Regions from separate parts of the Homo sapiens genome. Here region 1 is linked to region 2. The links are chromatin contacts, found by Hi-C or POLR2A ChIA-PET in ENCODE. All regions are on one chromosome and are shown on one strand. The core of a region is the stretch at or near the end of the contact, and the rest is flanking DNA. Distances in the headings are between cores, read along the strand shown. Region 1 has its middle 91 kb from the start of LINC02005. Region 2 overlaps PDZRN3 (PDZ domain containing ring finger 3).

The links. Hi-C counts contacts between places; a loop is a spot of excess contacts on that map. ChIA-PET counts read pairs that join two places held with the same protein, here RNA polymerase II (POLR2A). Pooled maps may share reads with other maps.
Region 1: a loop to region 2 is called in a map of psoas muscle, with 2.3 times the contacts of the local background. The contact joins two enhancer-like sites. A Hi-C loop is called at or near these places in 6 of 168 maps with a recorded cell type or tissue (Caco-2, Calu3, IMR-90 and 3 more) and 7 of 50 pooled maps. POLR2A ChIA-PET finds 5 or more read pairs at or near these places in 1 of 52 experiments (RWPE1).

Annotation. Positions count from the first base shown.
Region 1 is chr3:73,716,204-73,720,981 of GRCh38, reverse strand. No RefSeq gene overlaps it. Among named protein-coding and RNA genes, the nearest start is that of LINC02005, 91 kb to the left of the region's middle. Within about 2 kb of position 1,366, at least 9 of the 41 ENCODE cell types and tissues checked have a DNase peak (open chromatin) inside an H3K27ac peak, as active enhancers do.
Region 2 is chr3:73,506,687-73,511,872 of GRCh38, reverse strand. The region is part of intron 3 of PDZRN3 (PDZ domain containing ring finger 3); the gene reads left to right. Among named protein-coding and RNA genes, the nearest start is that of PDZRN3-AS1, 110 kb to the left of the region's middle. Within about 2 kb of position 3,315, at least 4 of the 41 ENCODE cell types and tissues checked have a DNase peak (open chromatin) inside an H3K27ac peak, as active enhancers do.

The sequences.
Region 1 (4,778 bases), core at 117-2,616, 210 kb before region 2:
TGTATAAATTAATGATTGAGTGACTCAGAATAACAACTAACATTTCTATGGTACTTACCATGTGCCAGGAATTATTCTAGCGTTTAATTTATACCAACTCATTTAACCTCCACAACAACCCTATGTGATAGGTATTATTTTTGTCTCCATTTTGAAAATGGGGAAACTGAATTACAGAGAAAATATGTAACTTGTGAAAGTTGAACAATTATCAAACTGTGCAACTGGGATTTGGACCCAGGAATCTGGGCTGAAGCAGATAACTAGGGCTTCTCTGGTGATCTATGAAATCCCTGGAATAACATGTTATTAAATAGAGCAAATATGGTGGCCTGAAACAGGGAACATCAGTTCTAAAATTGAGTCTACGAGATCCAGGAGCAAAGTTTTTTGAAAGATGTGAGCTACTCAAAGGAATATGGAATAAGAAGAAGAATGCAATGGAATTAAACATGCTTGAAGGTTTTAAAAACTCAATTAAAAATGCCATTGTAAAAGAAAAAAATGTTAAATTCTATAAATTTGCAATAAAAATAGTAGAGAATAAGAAAACAAATACTAACTTCATCAAACTTTGGAGTGAAAATATTTACATAATCAGCATTGTTTCTTTTGAATATCTTTCCCATGCGCGTACTCTAAATATTATGAACATCATTTCTTCTTGTAATTTTTTCCTCCCTCTGTCATCTATAAATGGACCCTGCTTAACATTTTATATCCAAGTGCTAGAAGCATTGAGAATTGGGAAGCCCTGGAAAACCCCTTATTTCTCCACAGTAAGGATGTACTCATGAGCTCTGCTAGGAAATTCATTCTGGTTGTCAGCTGAGACTTTATTTCCTCTCTGATGCTCATATTTGCATGAATCCAAAATCCAAATTAAGTCATAGGTCGTGGGACTATGCAGGCAGGCAGCCAGCAGCTCTGCCAATGCCAGTTACCTTCATAAAACCAAGACGTCTTTTATTATCCGAGGATCCTCCGAGTGAGGCTTGCCCTTTCCACTGAAGTTTTCAGCAAGTTAAGTCCAGGGTACTTAGAGCTGCTTGTTTACTTTAAAATTTCCTCTCTTGCTCTCTCTCTCTGTCTCTCTTAACCCGCGACCCTTTTTCTCTCTCTTGTCTCTCTGTTTGTCTCTTTCTGGTTTTCTTTTTTCCTTTCCAGCTTCTTTGCTCCTCTTGGCTACTCTTGAGAGCAAGCATTGGCAGGCAATGAATCAAAGTGGGCTATTTTTGCTCTCGCTGTGAGGATGTTTACAACATATTGAAAACTCGGCTTTGTAGTTTAACGTCATTTTCAGTATATTTTCAGAAAATCTGACTGGCTTCCAAGTTCAGTAGATGACTGTGAAACCCACAGAGGGCCTTATGTACCTCATACCTTACCTTAGGCGGCTGCCCTGACTCTTAACGGCTCACATTGCATCAAATATGGCCCCACATGTGTAGAAATGGAAAGATGGGCATGCTGACCAAATTTATTTCCTAACAATGCTGATTTCATAAACAGTAGCTCAAAGTTGTGAAACAAGAAATTTAAAACTAGCTGTGTACAACAAGAAATTCTATGAACACTCTATCTCTGGCCTAATTAAGCTATTTTTCCTTCCCACCCAACCAAGCTGCCCCCAAATGTTTTGGATACATGTACCATCCCATTAGAATATAGTTAATCTTGAATATATTTCACCATGAAATATGAACATAGTAATTAGAGAATTTTCCATTCAACATCCCCTATCATATTCCTAGCATATTGGAGTCTGTTAGAATAGCATTTAACTGTTTTCATATGGGCTTCAGCAGACATCCTGGAAGATTTGAAATAGCCAATAAATTCAACACAATGAAACCTAGTCAAACTTCTATCCTTTTCCTTCCTTTCTTTTCTTTTTTTTCTCTCTCTCTCTTTCTTTCTTTCTTTCTTTCCAACTCCAGGTTCTAAATAAAATAAGATTAAGGTTGACCTAATTTTCTAAGAGCCGCCTGCTGATTTATCAGCTGATAGCATGTCTGAGGTATTCAAGCCAATTAAACTGGTTCACAAAGTATTGCTCAGTGGGTAAATATGAGGTAGAAACATCCAGGAGGTCTTCTTTTTATCTGATGCTGAAATCAGAGGTCTGGACAGGCTAATTGGTGTTTGTAAGGGTGGTGGGGAAATAGCCCACTGGTGTTCACTAAAAACTGTACTAATAACTCATTAACAGAAACCTCAAGCAGAGACACTCACATGTGGACAGTGCAGATAGAGTGGGGCTGAAATCGAGCTGGCCTGCTTTCTTGGACCAAGGCTAACTTTCCACTGAGGTTTTGATCCGTAGCACTGTATTAAGTCCTTGTTTGTGAGTGACTTCTATTGTCTAGGTACTTTGCAGGCTCACACCAGGCAACACTGGGCCTGTTGTTCCAATCCACTTTGAGATTCTGTAATTTAAACAGCACAGAGCGTGGGCCAGCCCCGAGAGTTATAACCTAGTTTAACTGGATTTAGAAAACTGGTTAAACTAGGCTACAACTCCCTTGGTCTTGAACCTGCAGTTTTGGTTTTGGTTTTGTTTTTCTTTCCCTTCTGTTCAGAGTATAAGTTCACTTGCTTTAGAAAAATGGAAACAATAAGAAAATGGAAAATGACAAATATGCTGGGGAATTTATTTGAACTGGCACAGTAGTCTTACCTATAACAAAGAAATTCTTTAAACTTCTAGCATTTGCTAATGACACTGGCCAGCACTATACCATAACTGCTTAAGATCTGACTTTCCCACTAGACCAGTGGTTCTCAAACTCCACCCCACATCTGTGCTGTCAGGAGGTCCTGTTAAGATGCAGACAGATGCCCCACTCATGGTGTTGCTATTTCAGTAGGTCCAGATGGGATCTGAGAATTTGTCTTTCTAATAAATTCCCACATGATGCCAATGCTGATGGCCCAAGGAGAACATGTCAAGAATGACCGCACAAGACTGGCAACTCCTCGAGGGCAGGAATAGTCTCATTTGTCCCAGTATTCATAGCACCTAGTGCTGTGTCTGTTACACATCCATATTCTAATAAATGACTGTAGCTATTTATCTAAGTAGTATTCAATATCTACAATTTGTCAGAAATTGTTCTAAACACTAGAAATTCCACAGTGAACAAGACAAAGATGTCCCATGTCCTCAGAGAGTTTCCATTCTAGTGGTGCAGCCAAGTAGGAAACAAAGAAATTTATAAAGTCATGTCAGTTTGTGCTAAGTGCTATGAAGGAATTCAAAGCAGGACAAGAGGACAGAGAACAATGGAGGCAGGAGGCACTGTTAGATGGGGTGTCAGGGAAGGCCTCTCTGAGGAGGAGACATGTGCAGAACACTGAATGAAACGAGTGAGCAAGTCATGTGAAGATCTAGTGGAGGAAGATTTCAGGTGGAGGTAGAGCAAGTGCAAAGGCCCTGAGACAGGAGTAGGATTGGTGATGTGGTTTTGCTGTGTCCCCACCCAAATCTCACTTTGAATTGTAGTTCCCATAATCCCCATGTGTTGTGGGAGGGACCCAGTGGGAGGTAAGGAATCATTGGATTTGGCAAAATGGAGGCCCTTGGTGACTGTATTAGTTCACTTTCATGCTGCTGATAAAGACTGGGAAGAGAAAGAGGCTTAATTGGACTTACAGTTCCACATGGCTGGGGAGGCCTCAGAATCATGGCAGGAGGCAAAAGGCACTTCTTAAACATCATAGCGGCAAGAGAAAATGAGAGAAGTGCGAAAGCAGAAACCTCTGAGACTTATTCATTACCACAAGAACAGTACAGAGGAATCTGCCCCCGTGATTCAAATTATCTCCCACCAGGTCCCTCCCACAACACATGGGAATTATGGGAATTATGGGAGTACAGTTCAAGATGAGATTTGGGTGGGGACACAGAGCCAACCCATATCAGTGACCTTGACAAAAGCAGTTTCAGTGAAGTGGTGGAGATGAAAACCTGATTGGAATGAGTTAGGAAAGAATGGTACATGGAGAAGGAAGGACAGTGAGTAGACATAACTATCCCAGTGAACATATTTTATAAAGAAGAGCAGAGAAATGGGACAGTGGTAGGACATGGAAGTGGAGACTTGGGAGGTTTTTCAAGAAGGAAGATTGCTTATCCTGTTTGTAAGCTGGTAGAGACAATCCAGAAGAGAGCGAGAAATGGATTATGTAGGAAAGAGCAGTGTCAACTGCAGGAGTGAAGTGTGTGAGTAGATGAGAAAAGAAGAGACCCAGTACACAGAGAATGAGAATGCAGATGCAGTACATGTTCAGAGGTGATTGGGAAGATGGGCAAACTCTCTTCCACCCAGGATTAGGGAAACACAAAGCTTTAATAAACATGAGTCACCTAGATGAGTAAGCGAATAAACCAACTAAGGATATGTAATCAAGTTGCAGAACTACACTCTTTCCCACTTGATATGGTGTCTGTAAATGTAATGTGGAACCCATCAGCAGCGTTTCCTCACATCACATTTCCTTGCTGGGGATCAAGCATGGAGCAGGCAGAGGGTTGGGTTGAGGATATAACTAGGGATGGGATGTGCCAGGGCAAGAAATTTGCAGGTATATGGAAGACAAGAATAAGAATGTTAGACTTCGGACTCTCACCTGGGCAAATGGGGAAAAGATATGAGAGGTGTCTCAGAAGAAGACAAAGTGGTAGAATCAATGGCTAGACGTCTTGAAGGAATGGATGGAATTATTGTGCTGGGAAAATGATTTGGAAGGATAGGAGGAAGTATATTTCTTGATAA
Region 2 (5,186 bases), core at 2,066-4,565:
AGACGGTTGGAAGCCGTTCATGTAAATATGGGCCGTTGTGATTTAACTGTCAGCCTGAAAGGCCCTACTTCCAAGGGCTCCTTTTAAACCAAGCACAATGAGGTGTCTGTTTTAGATGCGGCCGCCAGTCCTTGGTTGCAAATACATGGATTTGTTAGCCGTTTGCCAGCAGAACTGCTTTTTACAACATGCCCCGCTTTGTCTGCTGGCGTGGTGGACGGTACTTTAGGGCAGTGAGAAATGCTGCCATTATCTGCCTCCATCCCCAGATCTGTTCCCCTCATTGGCTCCGGGTTGGGATTGTAGGGGGAGGCGTGCAGCAAATCATCTTCTCTAGGAGCAGTCAGAAAATAAGAAGGGAAAAGCTTGCCCCACAAAGAATGTCCAAATGCACAAGCAAAACCACATGTGAAATCCCACCACGTTCACCCCCTGGAAACCCAGCTCTAGAGGATGCAGACGGGGGGCCCAGCCGACACCCAGGGCTGGAGTAGAGGCGTTTTATAAAGGATGATCTTTTTTCTAGCATGGACAACAAAGGGCTAAGAGAGTCGTCCCGCTTCCTGCTTGGGCCTTTCTGTTTTTGGGTTGGCGGGAGCCTTCTTCAGTAGACTTCACTTTCCCTGATGGTGAGAGTGTCAGAGACCACGATGGGTTACAGGCTTGCTTAATTGTTTTTTACTGGGGGTAAGAGAGGGGTGAAAAATAGAGAAAAGCATGAAAGAGAAATGAAGTCACCATATTTCTGCCATAAAAAAGTAGCCACTGGTAACATTTTGCCGCCTCTGCCTTCAGTGTTTTGTTTTCTCCCTTTGTATATGTTAAAAGCGATATCTGAATATTTTTCCTTCATATTTTCATGTCAGAACTGTAGAGTATTTCAGTGGTCCCCCCAGCCACGGTTTCTCTGTCCAAGGTTTCAGCTGCTTGTGGTCAACCATGGTCTGAAAATAGATGAGTATAGTACCTATCATAAGGTATTTTGAGAAAGAGACCACATGCATATATAACTTTTATTACAGTATATTGTTTTAATTGGTCTATTTTATTGTTAATCTCTTACTGTGCCTGATCTATAAATTAAACTTTATCATATGTATTTATGTATAGGGAAAAAATGTTTGTAGGGTTAGGTACCATCTGTGGTTTCAGGCATGCATTTGGGCCCTGGGCAATATATCCCTAGAGGATAAGGGGGAGATGACTATGCATATATAATTAAAGCTGTCCTTGGATCTACCTCCTTGACTCCAAGCTCCAAACCAGCCTCCTCCCCACTGCAGGAGTCGATCTCTATGAATGTTATGTTTTCTTTCCTTCTGTATTTTGTGCTTATGTGGTCTTTTAAATTTCCTTCTGACTCAGGCCTCTTCACTGGCATAGAGCACATGCTTTATTTATTCCCCTATAACTGGATATTTAGACTGCAGCTTTTTTGCTTTTCCAAGCAATGGTGCTGCGAGCCTTCATAGACCTTTTTCCTTGTGCGTGTATATGTGCTAGTGTTTCTTCTCGGGTAGAGATCTAGAAATGGAGCCACCAGTTTCCAGGCAAGACCAGACGTAAAAGGTTGTACATAAGGAGCACTAGTTTTACATACCCATGAACTATATTTATTACGGTCGTGCTTGAGTTCTGGCTGAAGAATTACGTGACACAAAAATGGACAGAGTTAGCTACAGGAGGCAGAAAGCGTGCAGTAGGGATCCTGTTGAATCCTCAAGCTAAGTAGTTTACCAAGCTGGTTGCAAATCTATTTGGTATTTTCCTGATTATCAAAATACTTGCCACTGATAGGAAACATTTGTTTGAGGGCCTCTCCTCCTCCACCCCCAACCTCCAGTGTACGACAGATGAATCAGTCATGGTAGAAGAAACAAATGGCTTTCTGTTGTTACTGCTTCTTTAAAGATAATCCGTTGTTTTCAAAACATTTGCAACGATTGCTTTCAAGGAAAGGGTGGCTGGAGGCCTCAGCCCCTGATTTCCCCAGGTGGAAACATTTGCAGTGGGTTTTCAGGGAAGTCACAGAGAAGAGCCGCCCGCCCGTGCCAGGATTCAAGGCAGGAAGTTGTCTGTTTGGTATTTACTCAGGCGTCTTTGGGCAAGAATTGATTATTCAATCAGAGTTGAAAGTTACTGCTAGGAGTTGCTTAGGCAGTAAGAGAAGAGGCTGTTTTCCTTGGAAAGGCCTAAAAGCCTGAATCTCCAATTTAAAATTAAATTTTGCTGTGACTTTCCTGCAGGATCTCAGGTGAGAGATACTTCTTGCCCTCCAAGACTGAAAGCCTAGTTTGTCAGTACGTTAGTTGAGTACTGAGGGAACGCCCCTTTGAGCCATAGCACTGGGAGATCCAGAAGGGACATGAGCCACCATCTCTTTCAATGACCTTGTTTTTATAGAAGAGGAAACTGAGCCAGGGGAGATGAAATGATCAGCCTAGTGCCCACATGTTGGAGAAATTACAGGACAAACAGACAGAGGTCCAATTTCTGCACCTAAAGGGCTGAGACCGCATGGGTCTGCGTCCTCCTGGGTCCGCCCTTTCCTGTGCCTGTTGCATGGTAGATGCTTAGTGAGCGTGTTGCCCTGAGACCATCCCATCTCCAGATGGCTGGTTTCCAATGTGATTATGAGGGCAAAGTCACTTCCTCACGGGGGGCTTGGAAAGTAAAAAAGGAAAAGTCAAAACACATAAGAAATGGAAATAACAGAGTAAGCCTGTGTGTTTTAAAAACTACTATTTATATCTTGCCTCCTTCCACAAAGGATTTAAGGCAGCTTAGGAGAGTTAAACACCAACACCAGAGCCCTCACTACACAGTAAGTAACTAATTGCCACGTGAGGCTTACAGATAAATGCTGAGAGCCTGGGTGGGGGAAATTGTCTTTGCTGCTGCAGAGACGTTTTAGGCCTGTCTGGATAAACCATAGGCATAATATATAAATAGAACCTCAAAGGGACACTAGGGGCTCTGTTGCCAGAGGTTTATTTTTCTTTTTTGGTTTTTGTATGAGAGGGCCTTGGTTATGGCTAGGGAAGTGGACAGGGGAGAGAAAAAATATTTATTTTCCAATGTATCAATTTTGTGTGCCATACCCTGCCTTTTCACATATCTCTTTCAGAAAGTTCTCCACGTTTACATTTCTGGAGAAGTTAAAATGAAAGACCCTGTTTACATTTATAGTTAAAATTAAAAACAGGATTTACCTGGGAGCTAATACCCTCCAGTGACTTAAGGTTGGAAATTAAGGCTTCCTGGCTTATCTTTCTTAAGGATAGAAAACTGTTCACTCCTAAATCGCCCCCTAGTGGTCCCTTAAGTCACTGATAGTCTCCTGCCCGAGGAGCTGCACGGCAGGTCCCAGTTGGAGGCACCATCATCTGTTGCATTGCTCCAAGGTGAAATTGGCCATCACGATGACAGAATTCTGCAAGGAGAAACTTCGGTTGACTTTTCTTCTTTCACTCCCAGGGTTTTCCTTTATGTCTTCACTGCTGTTTCCAGATTTCTGAAGAACAGTGCAGGACTGAGTTTATGCACGAAGCTCTGAGGACCAAAGGTGGAGGGAGGTCTTCCTTGAAAATTACTTTGCTGAGGCCTTGCTCCTTGTTCAAGGCAACACTATGGGAGGGGTTGTATGGTGGTGGCTGCTGCTCAGCAAGGGTGTCCAGCATGTGCCGGGGAAGAGAGGTTTTTTGAAGTACATTTCTAGTCGATAGCCAAGCCTATTGTGAAGAGTGGGAACAGGGCTGGTAATAGCTGCATCTCTTTTTTTTTTGAGACCGTCTCAGTCACCCAGGCTGGAGTGCAATGGCACAATCTCGGCTCATTGCAACCTTCACCTCCTGAGTTCAAGCCATTCTCATGTGCCTCAGCCTCCCAAGTAGCTGGGTTTACAGGCACGTGCCACCATGCCTGGCTAATTTTTGTATTTTTAGTAGAAACGGGGTTTTACCATGTTGGCCAGGCTGGTCTGGAACTCCTGGCCTCAAATGATCGCCCACCTCGTCCTCCCAAAGTGCTGGGATTACAGGCGTGAGCCACTGCGCCCGGCCAGCTGCATCTCAGAATTTTTGTTAGCGAGTCTGACTTACAATTGCCAATACCTGAGAGTTCCTTTAGTATGCAGTTTTAGATCTCCACTAAGGCTTCATTTAAATACATCTTTTCTTTGCCAAGTGTTCAGCTGCCAGTAGTGATTTCTCATATGGCTGATTCTAATTAGACCTGACATTGTCAAACTCCATAACTTCTCCAAGTTACAGAAGTGATACAGTTTCATTTCTAAAAGCACTGGAAAGCTCAGAGTGAGAAGTAACCTGTCATCTCACAATACAGAAAAATACCTATGCCTTACGTGTGCTTCATGAGGGGGTGGTAGAAAATGAGAATGAAATGGCCGGGCACGGTGGCTCACGCCTGTAATCCCAGCACTTTGGGAGGCCAAGGCGGGCGGATCACCTGAGGTCAGGAGTTGAGACCAGCCTGGCCAACATGGTGAAACCCCATCTCTACTAAAAATACAAAAATTATCCAGGCATATGGTGGCAGGTGCCTGTAATCCCAGCTACTCGGGAGGCTGAGGGAGGAGAATCACTTGAACTCGGGAAGCAGAGGTTGCTGTGAACTGAGATCTCACCATTGCACTCCAGCTTGGGGGACAAGAGCGAGACTTCGTCTCAAAAAAAAAAATGAGAATGAAATCTATGCTTATATGTGTGCATAAATGTTTTTAAAAAGAGATCATTTTCTGAGTGTATTGTTGCCTACTTTTACTTTGCAGTGTTCCACAAACAATATTTTGTCATTAGGTAGTTTTTCAGCCTCAGGGCTTTTAATGGCTATGTAGTATTCAACCTATGCCTGTGCTGGCTGTGATGCAATTTACCTCACCTATTACTATGGTTATTTTTACCATTAAAAACAATGCTGGGTTGAAGTTTTTTTTGTTTTTTTGTTTTTTTTTTTTTTGAGACATGGTCACCTGGGCTGCTGGAGTACAGTGGCACAGTCATAGCTGATTGCATCCTCAACCTGGGCTCAAGCCATCCTCCTGCGTCAACCTCCCTAAGTACTGGGGTTACAGGCATGAGCCACCGTGCCTGAAGATAATTATATGTAAATCCTTCCATTAACTTATGTTTTCCTTAAGAAAAATTTCTAGAATTGGAATATTTGTG